Linked DNA regions of Mus musculus: region 2 is linked to region 1. Evidence: chromatin contacts called from ENCODE Hi-C data. All regions are on one chromosome and are shown on one strand. The core of a region is the stretch at or near the end of the contact, and the rest is flanking DNA. Distances in the headings are between cores, read along the strand shown. Region 1 holds the start of Rpl5 (ribosomal protein L5). Region 2 holds the start of Tchp (trichoplein, keratin filament binding).

Region 1 (4,155 bases), core at 933-3,432:
AATTTAACCAAGTCTTAGACACTTCATCCTTAATTATCAGAACACCAGACAACCCCACCTTCAGTTAACAAAGTCACAAAAGGCAAGTGCACCTATCTCCTGACCAGCAAATTTTTATTGTAAAAGCCCTGAATACAGGGACTGCCATTTTTAAAGGGCTTTCAAAGTGGAAGACATTTTTGTGTATTTTAAAACCTATTTCAAACAGTAAATAGAAATAGCTTGTCATGCTGGGATGACAGATGAGCAACCCTGCCTGGCAACAAGAGTCCTACCACCCTATTACCAGCCTTTTTAAATCAGTAAAATGGCACACAAGCCCATAAAGTAAGCACCAGGAGTTAATGCGTGACAGATGAAGGTAATTGGAAGACTATTCATATCAACAGATTTCCCAGTCCTCCTCTCAAATTCCATAATGGAAATTAAGCAAAGCCAGGATTTCCAAACCTTCCCCCCACCCCCACCCCCCCCACCCGCCACTGAAATCTACTAACACAAGAAAATAGTCTCTCCCAAAAGTTAGAGTTGATGCGTCTGACCACACTACTCAAGTCTAGGACATAACTCACCTGGCAGATGATATCTCTGTTAGTTACACGAACTATCATCCTATATTTGGGTGTGTTGTACTTATTCTTGTCCTGGATCACCAATCGTTTTCGAGCATAGTAGTCAGTTTTACCCTCTGCAAGGGGAAAAAAAAATTTAACCAGGGAAGGTTCCACCTTGAAACAGTCTTCAGAAACTAAAACAGAAAAAGTTCATACCTCGCCGCCTTCGAAATCTCACTTGGTATCTTTTAAAGTAGGCCTTATTCTTGACAACTTTCACAAACCCCTTTAAAGGAAAAAAAAAATTATCAGGGCTTTGCTAATTGTTTCGTCCCATGACTTTTTTCTTTTGATACAGGCCAACTATGTAGCCCAACATGACCTAGCATTTGGTAGTTTCTGAGCGCCGAATTAATAGGCAAGAACCACCTGGGTTTTGGTCTGTATTTTTTTATTTAACTATGTAACAAAATCATGCCCAAGTTTCAAAAGCAAATTATTACAAGTGTCAACTTCTATAGCATGTTTCTAAGCTGACCGGAAACAAGAATCGCTGTTGTGCAGTGCTCAACCTTTAATAAGGTTAGTTCCTCATGCTGTGGTGACCCTTCCCCAAACCATAAATCTCGTTGCTGCTTCGTTAATTTAATCTTGTAGTTATTCATCGTTAATACAAATATCTGACAGATGGGTTAAGAACCAGATGGAGAACTGCTGTTGCACTGGTTCTCTTCGCCAAACACACCTAACTAAGCCTCAGAAAACACGTAAAGATGGCTGGGCGGAATAGGGCACCGACCCAAGTCGCTCCATCCACAACTGCAGGCTCCTTACTACAACTTGCAGGTACAAAGACATTTTCGTACTGCCTTTAAACAATCTTTCAATTCCTGTACCACTGATCGATCCCTACGCCAAACCGCCGGGATGTATCACCTACACCGGAGCCAATCTGTGCCGACAACTGCACACCTCACCGAGAAAGTTCAACCACTCGGCGCTCACTTCCTCCCTGCCTAAACCGGGCTCAAATGGCAGAGTACGATCTACAATTACTCCTCGCAAATGAAGAGCTGCACCCCACCTCTCAAGTCCGATCTCAGCAAATCTCTGAAAACAGGGCCAGACTCTGGCCAGGAAGAGCCAGGGGCCGCCACATCCCTTCCGGGACGCAGCAGCGCCACGGCCTCCACTGACAGACACTCCCGGCTTCAGGGCTCTGTGCGAGGCCGAGGGATTCGGGCTTCCGTGGCACGGCCTCCTGACGACCCCGGAGACAACTGCGGCTGGCAGCCGGACTCGGAAGCCTCGTCCCGAGCACCCTCCGCCGCGGCCCCTCCCCCGGCTGGCACCCGGCAGCCATTAGGCCACGCTGGAACGGCGGGCGCAGAGCCGGGAATCGAATGCCATCTGCCCCCCGGGTCGCACGAGCCGACCCCGAGCGGGCATCCGCGAGAGGAGGGGGCACCCCGGTGCACGCACGGGCCTGAGACCCAGATGCCCACTCACCATCCTGCGGAATAGAGACCCGCAACCGCGGCTCCACGCAGACCTGCAGAGTCGGCCGCGCTAAGGGGGAAAAAGACCGGAGTCACGTACGCATGCGCAGTATGTAGCACCACCAGCACGCAAGCGACGTGAGAAAGAGTGGCTGTAGGCCTCAAGATGCGCGGGCTATCGCCCCCTGCCGGTAGGAGGATGAATGTCATCTTCCTCCTCTCAACGAGCATGGAGGATGGGCGATGAGAAAGGGAAATAGAGGCTTTTTGCGAGGACTTTTTTTTTTTTTTTTTTGGGGGGGGGGTGGTTTTTCGAGATAGGGTTTCTCTGTGTGACCCTGGCTGTCCTGGAACTCACTCTGTAGACCAGGCTGGTCTCGAACTCAGAAATCAGCCTGCCTCTGCCTCCCAAGTGCTGGGATTAAAGGCGTGTGCCACCACTACCGGGCAGGAGGACATTTTTAAAAACACGCTCGGCATGCACGCACACACACCACACTTATATAATTATTTTTCTAAGCAGGAGGGGGTAAAAATTAAGTTAAATACATGAATTTGCCTATGCTGAAATCTTGCCTTCTCCATGACTTGACTCACTTCTGGAATATATATTTCGGAATTCCCAGCACACAGGGCCGCCGGGAAGCTCAGCCTCAGAGCCTCAAGTTTGAGTTAGAAGAGACTCTTCTGCCTTTGCATAGCATCTTGACATCTGCTTCAAGCATACTTTTCATTCTCCAGCACTTCTCAGAGTGCTGACCTCCAGTCAATTCTTAGTTACCTGTTACATGGTGAAAACAAAACAAAACCCACTGCACTCTCCTGTTGCCTTTATGCTTCCATTGTCCCCAGAATTCCTGACATTATGAGCGCCGCCTCCTCCATCACTCTTAGTCCCCTTCCTCAAGAAGTTTCTTTTTAGGACTGGGTGTGCAGCTAAGAATTGCAGCCTCAGTACTTAGAAGGGAGAGGAAAAAGAATCAGAAAGTGCAAGGCTAGCCTAGGCTACCTAGTGAATTGGAAGCCAGCCTGGGCTGCCTGAAGGAAAAGAAATGCATACAAACAATTATTTAAACACGTGAAAGAACAGTTATAAGGCTGAGAGCTTTAGAAAGTCTAAAAAAAGTCTGAGAGCCGGGCAGTGGTGGTGCACGACCTGGGAGGCAGAGGCAGGCAGATTTGAGTTTGATGCCAGCCTGGTCTACAAAGTGAGTTCCAGGTCAGCCAGGGCTACACAGAGAAATCCTGTCTCGGAAAACCAAAGTCAATGAGAATGCAATTTGAAAATTGCTTCCCTAGCCGGGCGTGGTGGCGCACGCCTTTAATCCCAGCGCTCGGGAGGCAGAGGCAGGTGGATTTCTGAGTTTAAGGCTAGCCTGGTCTACAGAGTGAGTTCCAGGACAGCCAGGGCTACACAGAGAAACTCTGTCTCAAAAAACAAAACGAAACAAAAAAAAAAAAAAAAAAAAAGAAAAGAAAAGAAAGAAAGAAAAGAAAAAACAAAACAAAGTTGCTTCCCCAAATTCTGTGTACCCAATTATTTTTAGCAATAGCATTTTATGACACTGGTGCTCAGATTTTGGAGGGGCAGTGGGACTCCTTAAAAATATTTGTATTTTTATGGATAGCTCAGCAGGTAAAAGTGATTGCTATACAAACCTGATGTACTGACGTCAGACCCCCGGAACCCTTATGGAAAGCCAGGAATGGAGTATGTACCTGTAATCCCAGCATTCCTGTGGTGAGATTCCAGGTTGAAGCCGAATCCCCTAGAAGTGTGTGGGTCAGCAGCAGCAATCAATAGAAAATGTCCTACAGCTGGATCTCATGTAGGCATTTTTCTCAGTGGAGGCCACCTCCTCTCTAATGATTCAGATCTTGGAGTTTCCCAGCTCCCACAAGGCAGCTCACAACTTTCTGAAACCCCAAAATCTAACACTCACACAGACACACATCTAGGCAGAACACCAAATAAAATAACACATTAAATAAACAGACAAACAAATGATAAAATGCTCATAATAAAATAATAAATAAAACACACATCAAATAAAAATAAATACTTTTTAAAAAAAAGTGTGCTCAGTTATTGTACTAGCTGG
Region 2 (4,155 bases), core at 869-3,368, 6.8 Mb before region 1:
TTCCAGCACTGTTCAGGGGAGGCAGGGGGCGTTTAAGGGGATGAGGTACTAGCTGGCGGCAACAGTCCACTGTGGTGGGTCTCTGAACCCTCTTCCTAACATCCTGTTTCCTGAGCCAGCGCAACTTGAGCTCCATTGGTCACAGGCTCCATGCCTTCCTCATTACAATCGCTGGAGACCCTCAGAAACCACGAGCTAAAAATAAGCCTTTCCTCTCTGGGGGGTGGGGGTGGGGGGTTGGAGGCGGTTTTCCCCATGGGCTCTAGTCACCTGACCATCTCGTCGGAACAGGCACCCGAGAACAACCCCGTAGGCGCACTCGTCCGTTCCGGCGGGGATGCTACCGCCCTGCAACCTGCTTCCGGACTAGGGTAGTTACCAGCTTCCTCTGTTCTTCTCGGGCTGACTTCAGGTCCTGGTGCTGCTCGCGGAGCCTTTGCTCCCGCAGGCCCATGCTCAGCCTGAGCTCATCCAGCTCCGCAGCCAGCAAGTCCTGTTCCTCCAGGAGAAGCTCTCTGAGCCTCTCCCGCCGGAGCTCCAGAATCTTCCTCTTCTCCTCCTTCATCTTCTCACAATGGTAGGCGTGCATGCTAGGTTAAGGAGTTCCCTGGACATCAGTCACACCAGGTCACAGTTTGATGTACATTTCTATGTAATTCTTGGGGGGGGGGGCTAAACACCTACCGAGAAGACACTAGCGCTGCCTTCTGGTTTATCTTTTAAAATGTACAGTACTGCCGGGCATGGTGGCGTACGCCTTTAATCCCAGCACTTGGGAGGCAGAGCCAGGTGGATTTCTGAGTTCGAGGCCAGCCTGGTCTACAGAGTGAGTTCCAGGACAGCCAGGGCTACACAGAGAAACCCTGTCTCGAAAAATCAAAAAAACAAACAAAAACAAAAACAAAAAACAAAAAACAAAATGTACAGTACTTCTCCCCAGCACAGCACAGTTTCCAGCATCATCAGGAGATAATTCAAGCCACAGTCCCTAAGCCCCTAGGCTACATTCCCCGAACCGTGGTAGGAACCAGTGGGCAGGACAACACACAGACACTTGCCTCCGCTGGTAGGAGATCTTGGAGCTCCATTCGATCTGTTTCGAGTTGTGGATGTCCCAGGTCCTGAAATAGCGACTGTTCTGTTCCCACTGCTGGCGAAACTGGTCCTCCTGCTGATGCTGGCGCTGGCGAAGATCCATGTGTTTCCGGCTGGACCAATAAGAGGGCAACGTGGGGAGAGCCATCTGAAGGAAACAGCAGTGGGCAGAAAGTAAGCCAGTTGTAAAGCCAGGGACCGCCCCCCTCCCACTCGGATGCCTCCTCTCTCTATTGATGTCACTCGCCCCTTGGCTGCACCTTTCTCACAGTTTTAAAGCCCCACTCCCACTCGGATGCCTCCTCTCTCTATTGATGTCACTCGCCCCTTGGCTGCACCTTTCTCACAGCTTTAAGGCCCACGTTCCCACCCTAGGACAACCGAATGATCAAATTTTGTGAAGGAGGCCCATGCCAGAAAGTTTTAAAAGATTTGCCACCAAGGCTGCAAATTATCAATTTAAATAAACGTGCACTGTGTCCAGTAGTGGCCAGCCATTATCAGGGAGATTGCAGACATAGAAAATGTCCTGACATGCCTGGGATAGGAAATAGAGGTTTTTTACATTCTGCATAAAAACTACAGTGACAAGCAGGTCCCAGGGGCATGCCCCAGCGGTCCCGCGTACTTTGGAAGCCGAGGCGTGAAGAGATCACTTGAGTCCAGGAGTTCAAAGCCAACCTGAGCAAACCAGAAAGCCCCCTGTCTCAAAAAGCAAGCAGAAATAACCTGCGACAATGATGTGAAGATGACGGGTATGTGCCAAGCGCTAGGCATACAACTTTTTACAGGTCCCGCGGCTACAAGGATGCCACGTCCCCGCCCCTCGGCCCAGCCTAACCTCTGACTCATGCACTCCGTGTCCGAAGTTCGCGGAGAAGGGTCGCCGGCCTTAGCTCGATCACGCGCCCGCTCGCTCCGAGGGTCCCCAGGCGCCCACTGCACAGACGCCAGCCGTTTCCTCGCCGGTTGCCGGGCAGCCCGCGGGACAACGGAGCACGGCGATGGACAAACTTCCTCCCGCGCGACACCCGCCGCTCTCCAGGAAAAAGGAATGGTGGGTGGTTTTTTTCTCTGGCGCCACCTGGCGGTGGGAGGTAAATCGACAGTACTTGTTAGTCCTTGATGTAGGGTAAGGAAAAGAAACCTTAGTGACCCAGTCAGGATGATGGGTGGGGGTGGGGGGGTGGGGGTGGGGTTACCGGAGGAAGGTGGAGGAGTGAGGGTAGGTTTAATGAGAATCATCCCCTGGCCAGAGTGAGGAAATAAATGATTTGCAAAGATCCGCGGGTGTGTCCCGTAGGCAACGGAGGCCGAGAACCCGAGAACCGCTGGCCTCTGTAATGACCTCCGTCATTGGTACACTACTGTAGCCTTAAGATTGGTGGTGAGGGGCTGGTGAGATGGCTCAGTAGGTAAGAGCACCCGACTGCTCTTCTGACGGTGGCTTTGTGAAGGTCTGGAGTTCAAATCCCAGCAACCACATGGTGGCTCACAACCATCAGTAATGAGATCTGACTCCATCTTCTGGAGTGTCTGAAGACAGCTACACTTACATATAATAAATAAATAAATCTTTAAAAAAAATTGGTAGTGGGTACAAAGTTTTTTGTTTTTTTGTTTGGTTTGGTTTGGTTTTTCGAGACAGGGTTTCTCTGTATAGCCCTGGCTGTCCTGGAACTCACTTTGTAGACCAGGCTGGCCTCAAACTCAGAAATCTACCTGCCTCTGCCTCCTGAGTGCTGGGATTAAAGGTGTGTGCCACCATGCCCGGCTTGGGTACAAAGGTTTTAATAACTGTAACTCGCATGGTTGCTTACGTCCATGCATTAACTACCTAATACCAGTAAAAAGAGAAAGACATAAAAAGGGATTGGGCATATGTAGCATGCTCAAAGCTCTGAGTTCAAGCCCTAAAATAATGTACAATATTAAAATAGTATTTTACTTTACTAAATAATACTAAAATAGTGCCCTCCACGAGAATGTAAAGATATAGATAAATATTCGATCATTCCTTTTTGTTTTGTTTTGTTTTGTTCCTTTTGAGGCAGGGTATCTCTGTGTATCCCTGGCTGTCCTGGAACTCACTCTGTAGACCAGGCTGGCCTCAAACTCAGAAATCCGCCTGCCTCTGCCTCCCAAGTGCTGGGATTAAAGGCATGCGCCACCACTGCCCAGCTTCGATCATTCTTTTTTCTTCTATTTTCCCACCCACTTCCTTCTGCCTCTGCTTCCCAAGTTTTTCTGCTCTCTCACTCCTCCATTCTGTTGTTCCTCGTGGTGCCTGCCTGATGTTTCTGTTTCACCTGGAGCTGGCTGTACAGTGTTGTTGGCTCTCCACAGCCAATAACCAGGTTCAAACCTGCAGCATGCCAGAGATGGCCAACCTGGGCTGGTCACTCTCTGACCCTAGGGCTACCCTTTCCCAGGCTCCGTCTCCAATGGGGGAGGAGGTGGCACCCCCATCTGGCATGATTAAGCCAGAAAGAGCCATCAGGCCATTGAAGGAGCCCAGTACACACATCTGTTGACAACTCCTTGAGCTGTACTGAGAACCTCAGGCATATGTGAGTTAGATCCGGAGAAACCTGGGGTTCATTTCTGATTTGTTTTGGGCAAGCCTGCTTCCTTCTGGGCCTCAGTTTCTTCTACAGTAGAGTTGCCATAGAAACCCACCTGCTCCTAAGAGTGGTATGACTTCAGGGACTTCCTCCTGCATTTCCTCTCCTCTTCCTCCTCTTCCTCCTCCTCCTTTTCCTCCTCCTCCTCCTCCTCCTCCTCTTCTTCTTCCTCTTCCTCCTCCTGCATTTCCTCCTCCTCTTCCTCTTCCTCCTCCTGCATTTCCCTCTCCTCCTTTGAAAGAGGGTCTTGCTGTCCAACCCAAGCTAGAGGGCACTGTGTAGTTGATACTGGCCTCCTGCCTCTGCCTCCCAAGTTCTGGGCCCGAGGGCTTATGCCTCACACACAGCTTGTCCCTGGACCTCACACTGGCTAACAGTTCCACTGGCACCGCAGCTACTGTTGGCTCACAAGCTGCCACCTATAGCTGGTTAGCCT

What was found. A loop is a pair of places that touch in the nucleus more often than their neighbours do.
Region 2: a loop to region 1 is called in a map of T-helper 17 cell, with 19 times the contacts of the local background. The contact joins the promoter of Tchp here to the promoter of Rpl5 in region 1. A Hi-C loop is called at or near these places in 5 of 37 maps with a recorded cell type or tissue (T-helper 1 cell, T-helper 17 cell, T-helper 2 cell and 1 more).

What each region holds. Positions count from the first base shown.
Region 1 is chr5:107,898,555-107,902,709 of GRCm38, reverse strand. It overlaps Rpl5 (ribosomal protein L5), which reads right to left and starts at 2,182. Exons shown (of 8, transcript NM_016980.2): 1 at 2,064-2,182; 2 at 771-840; 3 at 573-688. The coding sequence starts at 2,066.
Region 2 is chr5:114,705,742-114,709,896 of GRCm38, reverse strand. Tchp (trichoplein, keratin filament binding) reads right to left here and starts at 2,118. Exons shown (of 13, transcript NM_029992.2): 1 at 1,937-2,118; 2 at 1,059-1,243; 3 at 380-590. The coding sequence starts at 1,243. It overlaps Gm34931 (a long non-coding RNA gene), which reads left to right and starts at 2,078. Exons shown (of 3, transcript XR_387595.3): 1 at 2,078-2,152.